Linked DNA regions of Homo sapiens: all the other regions are linked to region 1. Evidence: chromatin contacts called from ENCODE Hi-C or POLR2A ChIA-PET data. All regions are on one chromosome and are shown on one strand. Each heading gives the region's core, a stretch centred on a gene start or an enhancer-like site at or near the end of the contact. The rest is flanking DNA. Distances are from core to core; before and after follow the strand shown. Region 1 overlaps CAV2-DT (CAV2 divergent transcript). Region 2 overlaps MET (MET proto-oncogene, receptor tyrosine kinase). Region 3 overlaps MET (MET proto-oncogene, receptor tyrosine kinase).

Region 1 (4,288 bases), core at 472-2,971:
AAATAAGTAGAAAGAAAAAATTAAGTTACAAGTACTTCCATACTTTCTCCCTCTGACCACGTCTATAAGAGAAATCTGAATTTGTTAGCTTGGTCTTTGTAATTTCTAAGAGATATGTTGAATCTGCCATCTTGGTTCCTTGCTTTCTGTGCCATAAAATCAGAGAATGGGGAAAGGAGAAGCAAGGAAGGGGTATCTGCACTAGAAAGATTTATTCAAGGGGGAAAAAAGAAAGACTTGAGGAGAAAGCAAAAGAATGGAGAGAGGTGAGGAGCTATACAAATTTTGTTTGGAGACTGAATTTAGTGGGAATTGAGAGGAAAAGGGGGAGAGTCTGATATTTAAGACAGATGCAGGGTGCGGGAGATATGGAAAGGAATGGGATAAATGGAATTTTAAGAAGTGTTGCTGTAGGCAACGATTGGACAACCTTTAATATCTTTCAAAAATGCAAACAAATATTGAAATTTCTTTGTGTAACTGCATCATGTTTTGTTTTGTTTTTGTTTTTTGACTTTGTATTCTTCATCTCCAACTCGGAATCAGCCACGTCTCCAAAAATTCATGTGTACTCTTAGTGAATAATGGTACTTTGAAACTGAGATCTGGGTTCTAGATGTGCTATGCTACTGGAATGTCCTTGCTCTTTGCCCCTTCAGCATATACCTACGCTGAGTATTCTAGTGTGCCATAATAAAAGGATGATGCAAGGTACTTAAACTTGTCTTTTGGCTTTGGCATAATGTAGAGTGAGGAAAAGAGAAGTTGTTTTAAATATATGACTTATGACTTATGTATGCTGTTTATTTGTATCTTTCTATAGCTGTGCTGTCCAAAATGGCAGCCACAGCCACATATGGCTATCTAAATTTAAAATAAAAGTTCAGTCCCTCAGTTATACTAACCATATTCCAAGTACTCAGTTATGACATGTGGCAAGAGGCTACTGTACTGGGTAGAGAGTAATAGAATATTTCCATCATCAGAGAAAGCTCTATTGGATAGCACAGTTCGACAGAATGCTGCCTCGTAAGGCAGACAAGTATATTTATTGGGAATTGTGTTTGTTCAGCTGGTCTTCGGAAATCCACAGGTATAGAATTATCACCAACCAGAGCCTTAATTCAACAGACACTGATGTGTATCTTCTTTTGTCACATTGGCTATTTTTCCCATTCATATGACATACTATATAGATCACTGCTTTGTTCCTGTGAAATATCCCTGTGGTTTTAAAGACCCTAATAGTTTGAATGACTTCCACTTATTGCAGACTTCACTATGTTCCAGGCGCTGTGCTAAGCACTTTATTTGCACTATCTCACTTAATCTTTATAACAACTTTATGTTTTAGATTCAATTAGTATTTTATTTAATCTTTACCTCATTTATAACAACTTATAACAACTTTATGTCATATGTACTATTAATATCTCAATTTTACACGTGGGAAAAGCAACATGGAGAAGCTAGGTCACTGGTTCACAGTCCCACAATAGGTGAGGAGTGAAGCCAGAATTAATTGTGGAAGAGTAAAGGTAGTGGAAGAATATGTATTTTTGATACTCCCTATGGGAAGCTTTCCAAATACTAAAACTTGGAAAAGGCATTGTTTTACTTTCATGAACAGAAATGCACCACAAAAAATTACACAGGCATTAGTCACACCTTTTTAGATTTCAGTTATGCATCATGCCTTAGTCACACAAATTCCTGATCTGGGAGTGTTTGTGGAAAAATGTTTATGCCCCCTCCCTCCTTCACCTCTCTCAGATACCAAACTTCCTTTCAAATTCCCAGCTTCTCAATAACAGAGTATCTTCCTAATTCTGGCTCAGCATCACTTTCCACACCTAGGACCCCAACACACATTCTTTACTCTTTTAACAATATAATAAAAAACTATTTAAAGATAATTTACATGTTAATGTCTCATACTAAATATGCATATCCATGTTTTAAAATTGTTTATTCTAAATAGAAGAATTTCTTGGGCAAATGTATATATTCTTTCCTTTAGAAGGTTTCACATTTTTTATTGGCATGTATTGATTTTACTTTTTGCATTGACTGTTCCTCTACCATTACACTTTCTTGTACTCCTTAACATTATATAAAAAGTATTTCAATGGTTTCTGAGCTCTTACATTTAACAGTGGAGTAGAGGTTTTCTTTCCTAAAGAAGTGACCCATCCGGGCCGGGTGCGATGGCTCACGCCTGTAATCCCAGCACTCTGGAAGGCCGAGGCGGGCGGATCGCGAGGTCAGGAGATAGAGACCATCCTGGCTAACACGGTGAAAGCCAGTCTCTGCTAAAAAATAGCTGGGCATGATGGCGGCCGCCTGTAGTCCCAGCTACTCCGGAGGCTGAGGCAGGGGAATGGCGTGAACCCTGGAGGCGGAGCTTGCAGTGAGCCGAGATCGCGCCACTGCACTCCGGCCTGGGCGACAGAGCGAGACTCCGTCTCAAAAAAAAAAAAAAAAAGAAAAAAAGAAGTGACCCATCCGTGAGGAAGCATAGTGGTCAGAGTCCTGAAGCTCAGCGCACAGAATCACTTTCTTGCTGTTTTCTACCCTTCAAATATTGCACTTTCTCCCTATCATAAAATCTGCCTTGGTGGCATCACCAGCTCAGGCTTCATCAGACCTGTTTGGAAACAGGTTAGACTGAACTGACTGCCTAAAGCTCCTTCAGATCTATATTTGTAATAAAGATTAACGTCTGAAAAACATATTTTGCCCAGCAAAGGCAAGCATCACAATATTATTGTGACATGTTTTTTCTTAGATGTTGAAGAAAAAAAGTTTTAAAAGATCCAGAAAGATATTTATAAAAAGAATTTAATAAAATTTCAGAGAATACTAAAAAAATTAGGCATAGTTAGAAATAAAAGTAAAAGAACAAAGATTTTACTGTGGCCTTTGGCCTCAACTAAAAAAAGTGAACTTGCCCTCTTCAAAATGCTCTTCACTTATTATATAGTCGTCATATAAAAGAAAAAAGACTGCAGGGAGATTCCATAGGTTCAAATCACTGAACTCTATATTTAGAGACAAAAACAGGAGAACTCTCATAATTCCAACACGAACCAGAAGTACAATAGTTTTAGAATCACCCAAATTTCCTTTGATATTCAGCTACACGGAGATCTGAAAGAATTTTCCGATCTTACTTATTTTGGAGCTGCAGCTGGATAATTAAACACATGTGGCAGAAACAGGAAGGCCTCATTTCCTCAACATTTTCCCACTCTGCTCTTTAAAGGGAGTATGAAAATATTTTTGTAAAAGGATGGGATTCCCTGGGTTTCCTAATAGTTGAAATGAGTTAGTCTACACTAAAGTGTTACGCTTCTCCCCTCTGGGTAGAGTACCTGTTTCTGTTAATTCAGTTTTCTTTTTTTAATTTAAAGAAATTCTTGGTAATTACTTATTGAGTAAGCATATTAATATGTAAAATGTAGTAGATTATTGTGAGATCACAGTAGGTCCATTATTAGCTATTGAAAGACTCAGAGGAAAAATTAAACAAAAATTAATCACTAATTACCTTCTATTTAGAAGTGGATTTCTACTTCAAAGTAGCATCACCTAACTTAGGAGAATTTATGACTTGTTTTTCATTTTACTTCTTTGCATTTTCAATTTTGCTAATGATGAATTTTTGATATTTGTGTGATAAAAAAGGAGGAAGAACAAGAAAATAAAGCATTTGCCTAATCCATTTTGCTCATGAGTCAAGGAGGGCAGGAGCTAACCCAAGGGCTTCAGTCTGGCCTTCAATACATCATTCTCTCTCATAGATAGGGTTTTTGCCATTTTCATCACCATCTAGATCAGTGTTGTCCAACAGAACTTTCTGTGATGATAGAGACATTCAGTATTTGTGCTGCCCAATACTCTAGCCACTAGCCACATGTGGCTATTGGCTATTGCACATTCTATAATGTAGCTAATTTGACAGAGGAACTGAATTTTAAATTTATTAATTTTTAATTAATTAAGATTTGTATGTCATGTATGGCTAGTGGCTTCCATATTGGGCAATGCAGACCTGGATTTATCCAAAACAAAAATCAGTCTCGAGCATCTAAAAAGTGTACCACAATTTGTGATTACACAAAACTGCATTTATTTACATATTTATTTAGACACTATAAGATACTAAGATTCTTACAGGATTTCATTGCATTACTCTTAATTACTCTTTAACTAATAGTGTCACAATGCAATTCTAGCTTACCTTTGACAAGTATGGCGTTTGATTTTACATGCCTCAGTATATTCA
Region 2 (4,360 bases), core at 997-3,496, 260 kb before region 1:
CAGTGCACAGAGGCAGAAAGACAATGTGACTTGGGATCACTTCAGCATCACATTCCCTTGAATTCTATTAATGTTTATAATTTTGATAGTTTCAAAAGAGCTTATTTTGTGTGTTCTCAGATTCTTATGTTTCTCTTGGTCATAAAACTTATTGGTAAAAGGACAATCCCCTCCTCCCCAAAGAGGAACATGTTCTTCTGACAAACGGGGTCCCAAGGGTTGGCCATAGAAGGAAGAAGAGGGAAACAAGGAAGAAACAACCTGGCCTATGTAAGAAACAGTGATTTTCAAAGAAGCTGATTAAGGTGACAGGCCAGGAAAGGCAGTGAGTGTGAGCAGGATCTAAAGTATGTTCTTAGCTTCTAGTAATCTACATATTATTTTCTTCATATGAAGAAGAACCACATAATAAAAAGTAACTTAATTCATTTAGAAATCAAAAGAATGTTTAAACACATTTACTGCTGTTTATTTTAAGGCAGGAAATGTTTTAAAAAGTTAAATTCTCCAGCATTGTACTACTTCTTGCAATGTTTTTCTAAGTGTAAGATAGTATGCACTAATGACCACAAACCACTTAAGAAAGCTGATTTAATGTAGCAGCTTGTAGTTAAGATGTAAAGCTTGTGAAATAAGTAATGACTATTAGTTTATATATTTAGTTTATATATTTGCCTGTGTACTAAAGACGTATTGCTTTTTTAAAGTTTTAAGCTTTATATAAAGGTTAGCTTTCACCTCCTCAGGACAGCCTTTTGTGACTCAACTACCAAATTTAGATATTCCCTCTCATTTGCATTCACAGATGTTTATTTCCCTCACAGCACATTTCATAAATTATCATGATGTATTTGTTCACTGGTGTGACTGAATGTTTACTGTCATCTTCACTAGTCTATCTGCTTGTTGAAGACAGGTACAGTCTAGCTCATTCTCCATTGTAATACTATCAGGTTTAGAGACTAAATAAATATCTGTTGAATTTCTGGTTGAATCTTGGTTACATGAATTAATCCTTTCCTCTGTCTCCTGCTGAAAACAATGATTACAAGGTTTTGGCCCTTTTATGCACTAAATAAAATGGTTAGGCTTCTAGCACTTGGCTTAAACTAATAAGATGAAAGAACAAGCAGGTAATGTAATTAGCTTAAGATAAATGGAAAATATTGCACATTTTATTGTCAAGATATTTTTTAGAGATATTAGTTTTCGCTATTGACTGCTACTGCATTAGTGCTTGTAATCTCCTTAGTGCATTAGCACTAAATACTATTGATTCACTCAGAGCTAACAGACCAATTTAATCTGTGCATTTTCCCCATTTCCTGAGCATGACTTCACCTATAGTTTAGTTAGTAGACTGGTTGCTAGATGCAAGTGTTAATCGGACATTTTAAAATTTAAAACATTGTTAGAAAATTTAATATCATACAAATTTACTTCTTTGATACACAGACACAAATTTTAACTAATCATGAATAACTATATATTTTGAGATGATGACTCAGCAAACTTAATTTTTATAAAATCAGCCTTCGAAGAGAATGGTTTACAAATCAAAACTAACCTTAATTCTCTCCTTTTATCTAGGGCACGATTTGAAGTATCATCTACCATTTTAATGTCCTCTGACTGATGAACATTTTGCTGATTTACCCAAATAAGACAAATGAAGTCAGACTTCACTCTGAATTCACAATGGTTTTTTTTTGTTTGTTTTATAGTTATACTGTTCATAAATCATTTTTCCCCATTTGTGATCACCAAGAATGGTTAAAACAAAGCTTTGGTCTAAATTAGCATGCAATTGCTAGACATTTTTCTTTCCTCTTGTGGGGAGACTGGAAAATATTTTTGAAGTATATATGGGTAGCTACACTTTGTCTGCTCCAACATTAGACTAGGTCTAGGGTGAAGTGCAGTAAACTGCTTCCCAAGGCAGAGTGAGGCTTTTAGAATAGGAAGTCAACATGGCTCAGCAAGTAATTCACATGCAAATGAACCTGCCTGGAACATTTTAGTTAGAAAAAAATATGTAATTAGCAGACTGGAATGTATCCAGGATCCTAGATTCGGTTACCACATATACTATTTAAAAAAAAAAAAAAAAAAATCAAGGGAAGGAGTTTTAATGACTTCAGGAGTAGCTGAGCCCTTGGTTTCATTTTCCTGATAACGAGCACTTTACAGTCCTCCCTGGACGCTGGAGATGTGACTTAGGGCACATATCTGGGCTCTGAATCATTCTGAACTCTGTGTGCCCACTGAATCAGTGTCTGTGCCAACCCATGAATAAGCAGTGGCAGAAATTCCTGGAGGGTCTTCTATCCAAATTCTGATGGGTCCCCATTTTTCTTTTTAGACTGAGGAGATAAGAACATAGGGTGGGATGGCCACTGATAAGGCAGAAGTCTGAAGTAAGGATGTAACACCCAAAATGTGAAACAGTATTCGGAGTAAAAATATACATTATTACTCAAGGAGGTTCATATCCTTATCAATGCAGCATCCCACATGCTTCCAGAAATCGCTAATCATGTTTATGTCAATGAAAATATCATGTATCAGAGTTGTGGATTCAAAGATTTTAATTAACATTTGGGCTTTACAAAAATCAACTTTAAGATTTATTTCATTTTGTACAAACTCCTTCCCGTTTGCGATATCAGTTTTATCAGATGAATCTCCGTGTAGAAATCAACTACCTAAATAAGACACAGGTTATAATGCCACCTGCTTGAAAGGACATTAAGAATAATGTCAAATTAATTTAAAATGCATGCGGCATAGTTAACGCTTCATTCCCCACACAAGTGAGAGATATTATCAATCATATCATGAATTAATATAACCCACGGGTAAAACCTACCCACAGTTTTGGTGACAGCTTCAGCACTGTGTTCTCTTGCTATTAGGTTATAAAAACATCATGCCTTTGCTTTTTCATCTTTCCTGGGGTAGAGAGACTTGTGAATGAGCCATGTAATGGTTTAAAGAGCAGTCAGCAAGAGGAAGGGAAAAAGCAAAAGGAATTAAAGGTTCATTTTGTAACATGTTTTCTAACACCCCAAGGGTGTGCCCAGTGATCTCAGGGGGCGTTACAAAATTCTGGAAAGAAACTAATTTTAAATTTCTTTTAATAAAATAATGCAATATGCCACTTTTCGTGGAATGAGTAGCATGGATAATTAAAATAAAGAAGTTAGGAAGCAGTGACTCCCTGAGCCTATGAGAGGATGAAGTAGTGTCTAGGAAAGAAAAAGAAATGAAATGTAAAATTAATAACCTTTTACTTACATTTTTTAAAAAGTACATTGAATCTTTATACCTCAAGGATTTTCTTTCTTGCAAGATTTTGCTTTGGTAGCTATTACATTTGGCATATGGCCAAGATATTTAATATTTAGGTTTGAAAGGCTGTCTAATATTAAGAATGAAGAATCCTTAACAACATTTTTCATATTGGATAACATTTTCTCATTTTTGAGCACAATAAGTAAAAAACTCTATAATCTGGCTTCACATTTTTCATCCCTAATACAAAATACATTCTCTTGAGAGTGCTAGATTGTTGGAATAAGGCATGCCAAACCAGTATAATCACATGGATGTTATTTGTAACATTGACTCCACATTCACAGTTCAAGTGGTGTGGGAGATTATAGATATATGGCCTATAAAAGTTATAAATCTTTGTTTATTTTATTAAATATTACGAGACATGCCCTGAGGATGACAGATCAATAACGGTCCTTGTGGTTTCCTGATGGAAGGCTGCAATTATTTTCTTCCATTACAACTTAAATGTAACTCGATTTTACTCATCTATCATCTTTATAATCATAATAAAGAAACATCACTGTATGTTTATTTTTCTGCCTATTCCTATTATTCCTTGTTTGCATCTTGTTTTGATTTTTGTCCTCCTTTAAAATTGTTCTAATCACTTTGCTTTCTTCCTTTGATGGCTCTGAGTAGTGACTCTTTAACTTTGGCATTCTGTGAAACGGAGATGGAAAATTACTACCTTAAGTTTCCTTTATTTTGGGAAGCAGTTGGCTACTCTTTGAATTTGAGTATAAATGATATTTAAAAACAAGGAAGCCCAATACAAACAACCTATGAGGTTGACTTTTTCTAAAACTGCATTATCTGCAAATTCTTGAATGCAAGATATGACAAAGTACATAAGAGTAATATCTTAGGTCATGGATAGTTAGGATTGAAAGTGAGAGGAAGGAGAACAATTTATACCTTCTAACTTGACTATAGTACAGTTTTGATTCAATTGTCTTTCTCCCCATCCTCTGCCCCCTCAAACTACCACCACTCCTCACCCCATCTCTTTTTTGGAACTATT
Region 3 (4,408 bases), core at 610-3,109, 330 kb before region 1:
GATGCCACCGTGCACTGTGCCTTCCAGTCACCACCTATGCCCACTTTTGCAAGATAGAGTCCAACCAGCCACCAGTTTGTCTCCTATAAACTTAGTGCAAAGGTTATACTTAGGTTTCATAAAGACTGTCCATTTATTTCCCTCATGGTCAGACTTCCAACAAAATTAACCATGTAGAACACTACTTAGCATGTTGATTTATATTTTAAAAAGACTGAAATAATTGTGACAGTAAAGTATCTTGCAGGAAAATCTTTCATTTGTGCACTTAAAGCTTATTAAGTCCCATATAAAGTTTGTAGTAGAGCTGGTTAACATTTTTCAGGCTGCTGCAATTTGCAAGCAGAAAATGAGAAATGGGAGTAGAAAACGCAAGCATGTGAGACCTGTCAACACAGGCGGAGCCAGGAACACTATGTATGTGGAGTACACTGTTTGTGTAATATAGTAATTTATGGCTGTAATTATGGCTTGGGGTCACCAATAAAGACTTAGTTTGTATTTGGAAGCATTCCCTTAAACAGAGTATGCATTTCATCTTAAAAAGATTTTCTCAATAACAGCTAAAATTTTAAGTAATGTTCCAGCATTAAAAAGGGGTAGGTTTCATTTATTTAGGAAGTTCATGTATGTGGAATGCCTCACTCTCCAAAAATGTGGATAAATGAGGTATTACCATACTTATGATTTTTCAATTTTTGGCCAGCGTAGTTTTCTCCTGTTTGTCTTATTTCATTTTTTATCTTTTTAATGGAAGTTGTGGTTAAAAAATAATTATAGTAATGCCTCTGGGTAAAATGAGTCATTACTACTGTAGGTGCCAACATGCTTCCAATAGTTTCCAGAAATGTCACTTGCAAAACAAATATTATAAACCAAACATAGTTATAGTTAAATGATACTCAGTTCATCCAAGAACCTCATTTCTCCTACCCCCTTACTAATGAGGGCTCTGAGGGATCATTTCAGGGGAAGTAGTTCAATAAAAGTCTAGAACAAAACAAATTTTCAGGATTAGGCCCATAATTTCAGTGGTAGCTGATTTTTCCACAAGGGGAAAGTGTAAATCAACGTTTTATTATAAGCTATTTATTAGGTTGCAAACCACAAAAGTATACTCCATGGTTAAATAAAATGCCACTTACTGTTCAAGGATTTCACAGCACAGTGAATTTTCTTGCCATCATTGTCCAACAAAGTCCCATGATATACACAACCAAAATGCCCTGTGCAAAAGAAAGAACTTGGTTAGCACTGCGTAACATTTAATTATGAAATAATTATTTATCAAACCCTTTATGAGCTTCATTTTATTCTTTCTTCTTTCTATACAGCAAAAGAGTACATTTAAAAAATACTTTTAACAATACCACTATAGGTACGTAGGTGTGTTTGTAAATATATATGTAGATGCAACACATTTCACCCAAGGATATAAGCAATGTGATTATTTAATTCATGAATAAGTTGTAGATGATATGACTCATATTAAAGCCTAACCTAATAAAATATTCAACCACAGTGGAACCACTGAAAAGGTGAGTAACATCGGCCTCATCAAATAAATTTTTTTAAAGGATGACATAGTATTTTAAAATATGAAAATAAAGTTAACCCACATGAAGAACTATAATAAAATAAGTTCTCTATATTCTAATAAGCTGAAATGAAATAAAAATGTTACCATTAAAAATAGGATTAGTATTATAGAATAAGGATTTCCCCATTAGTCACTGGTTAATACGTAATCCAGGTTGGCAGAAACTGAAAGGCAGTTGCCCAGATGAAGCAAATTCACCCTGACTCACTTCATCCAGTTCTCTCTGGCTTTAACCACATCATTTTCCCAATGGTAGCCTTTTATCCAGTGGCAGTAATTTCCCCCAGAGGTGCCAAATGTCTGATAGCTGTGTAAGTCATTCACTAATTAATTCATCCAGCTGGCCAAGACACCATGAGTGCCTAGTATGTGAGTGTCAGGCATTAGGCTGCCCTCTACTAATGCAAAGAAGAATAAAATAAAACTTATGCTTTTGAGTGCTCCTATTCTCCTGCAGAAAAACATATAAATACATAGTAGCTAATATTTATAGAGCTGTTAATGATTATAACTTCAAAAGAGAAATAATTGCCATTTTAGTACCTTTCATGATAAAAAATTCTAGTTTTCCAAATGTGTAGAATTAGAACACAATTAGTGAGTCCACACACTCTAAAATTGATGCAATTACTGGGATTTATAGGCCTATGACAGAACTATATATTACTCTGAAGAGAAATGGAAAGATGTTTGTTAACAGTGAAGCCACTCTTGGGGAAGAAGGAGCACACAAAGGATTACGCTCTGGGGTGTTTGACAGAAGAATGTGTGGATGCTACCACAGGAAAGTGAGAAGGCCTTGTGTTCATATAAGGGAAATCACGCCATCAGCTTCTCTTGTATCACACTGGCAGATGCCTGTACAACCTCTTGCAGCACATATAGAATAAAAGGGATCAGAGGCCATTTAGTATTAAGGGTAAAAGCTTTTTAGAAAAAAAAAAACAACAAGAAGAATGAAGTTCATTTCCCGGTTTTTGATTGGTTTCTTTTCCTGCTAAATATTTCCACAAATACTGTTTATGCTAGCTGTTATTGCTGCTTTGGCTAGCTTATTACAAATATTCATTTATCTTTGTATAAAGAAATTGGAGTGCATTGTAGAGATGATATATGTTGCTTTAGATCAGGAGAATGCTATAAATTCTCTGTCTTCTGATGCTGTCCAGCAGTGTACAAACTGCTATAAACCAGGCTTCATAGAGTTTGTCACTGTTCTCAGGGTAAAGAAAGACTGGAGAGAGATTGAATAAAAATACTCAAAATTAAAGGAGTGATATTTATTTATTTATAAGTATTTATTTTTTTGACATGGAGTCTCGCTCTGCTGCCCAGGCTGGAGTGCTGTGGCACAACCTTGGCTCACTGCAACTTCCACCTCCTGGGTTCAAGCAATTCTCCTTGCTTCAGCCTCCCCAGTAGTTGGGATTAAAGGCACCCGCCACCACGCCTGGCTAATTTTTGTATTTTTTTAGTAGAGACGGGGTTTTGCCATGTTGGCCAGGATGGTTTTGAACTCCTGACCTCAGGTGATCCACCTGCCTCGGCCTCCCAAAGTGCTGGGATTACACGTGTGAGCCACTGCGCCTGGCCCTGAGTTTTAGAAGAAAGTAAATGGCACCTTTGAAGAAACTATAATTGCTAGTACACACAGGACGAGGACGAATTGTGATTTAGTTCTAATATATTTGGGGGATTATCCAATTGCTTCCATGCACAAGGGCAAATCCCCACGGATATGATTTACAGGGCTACATTTCTATAGAACAGAAATCAAGTACACTTGTTATCACTGCTCTGTCAGTTGCTTTCACCATTGTCTAAGTTCCTAATCTGCAAAGGCCAAAGATAAAATGCTTACTGGAAAATCGTATTTAACAAAAAGCTGAGTGGAAATACTTACCTCTTCCTATGACTTCATTGAAATGCACAATCAGGCTACTGGGCCCAATCACTACATGCTGCACTGCCTGGACCAGCTCTGGATTTAGAGCACTGAGGTCAATGTGGACAGTATTTTGCAGTAATGGACTGGATATATCAGAGTCCCCACTAGTTAGGATGGGGGACATGTCTGTCAGAGGATACTGCACTTGTCGGCATGAACCGTTCTGAGATGAATTAGGAAACTGATCTGTAAGATGAAGGAAAATTATTAAAGAACAACAGTAAAACCTCATTTAATGGGGACTGAAACAGGAAGAGCTTTTATAATGGAATTAGTTTGATAAAAATGATAATAAATTGGGAAAAGATACTAAGTTATATATACAAGCATTTCATTAGATGTTTACAGATTTTCATTTAAGTAGACTAAGTATTAATTTTGAAAGCTTTTTACCCTCATTTCCTTAGACATTTCTCTCTTTATCAATAGCAAAAAGCCATGCTTATGGTTTATTTTTGAATATACTATGTCCTTAAGAATGGAAGCAGTGGTAGCAGCAAAGGTAGTTGAGCAATTGCCTCGTCTCACAAAAATCCAGCTCAAATATAAGAAAATGAAAAAGATGCCTTTTGAGACACTACTATTTGTTAATGGAATTAATTACTATTGTGCAAAACCTATGGATTCCTGGCCAAGGGAAAAATACACATATGATTAGAAATAAATAATGGCTATATTCCCAAAACTGAAAGCTTTTCACATTAGTGGTAAATTCTCCACTGTGCAGTGATGGCACTGGATTTAGTGTTACTGTTGTTTAGAGAAGGCAGGTTAGATCTCGGTTAGTGGACCATCCTTGTTGTTTAGTTAAGGACACTATGAAAGGGGTAAGCATTCTTTATAAGTTGATCTTTATAACC

What was found. A loop is a pair of places that touch in the nucleus more often than their neighbours do. ChIA-PET counts read pairs that join two places held with the same protein, here RNA polymerase II (POLR2A). Pooled maps may share reads with other maps.
Region 2: a map of PC-9 shows a loop between it and region 1 (3-fold over the local background). The contact joins two enhancer-like sites. A Hi-C loop is called at or near these places in 1 of 168 maps with a recorded cell type or tissue (PC-9) and 1 of 50 pooled maps. POLR2A ChIA-PET finds 5 or more read pairs at or near these places in 2 of 52 experiments (BJ and MCF 10A).
Region 3: a map of PC-3 shows a loop between it and region 1 (2.5-fold over the local background). The contact joins two enhancer-like sites. A Hi-C loop is called at or near these places in 1 of 168 maps with a recorded cell type or tissue (PC-3). POLR2A ChIA-PET finds 5 or more read pairs at or near these places in 2 of 52 experiments (Panc1 and endothelial cell of umbilical vein).

Annotation. Positions count from the first base shown.
Region 1 is chr7:116,440,649-116,444,936 of GRCh38, reverse strand. All of the region lies in intron 1 of CAV2-DT (CAV2 divergent transcript), which reads left to right. Among named protein-coding and RNA genes, the nearest start is that of CAV2-DT, 57 kb to the left of the region's middle. RefSeq lists an enhancer at 1,260-2,459. Within about 2 kb of position 1,721, at least 10 of the 41 ENCODE cell types and tissues checked have a DNase peak (open chromatin) inside an H3K27ac peak, as active enhancers do; they include PC-3, PC-9 and endothelial cell of umbilical vein, where a contact is called at or near this core.
Region 2 is chr7:116,704,642-116,709,001 of GRCh38, reverse strand. All of the region lies in intron 2 of MET (MET proto-oncogene, receptor tyrosine kinase), which reads right to left. Among named protein-coding and RNA genes, the nearest start is that of COMETT, 19 kb to the right of the region's middle. Within about 2 kb of position 2,246, at least 10 of the 41 ENCODE cell types and tissues checked have a DNase peak (open chromatin) inside an H3K27ac peak, as active enhancers do; they include PC-9, where a contact is called at or near this core.
Region 3 is chr7:116,774,207-116,778,614 of GRCh38, reverse strand. MET (MET proto-oncogene, receptor tyrosine kinase) reads right to left here. Exons shown (of 21, transcript NM_000245.4): 15 at 3,504-3,734; 16 at 1,146-1,226. Among named protein-coding and RNA genes, the nearest start is that of CAPZA2, 86 kb to the left of the region's middle. RefSeq lists an enhancer at 1,389-2,588. Within about 2 kb of position 1,859, at least 8 of the 41 ENCODE cell types and tissues checked have a DNase peak (open chromatin) inside an H3K27ac peak, as active enhancers do; they include PC-3 and endothelial cell of umbilical vein, where a contact is called at or near this core.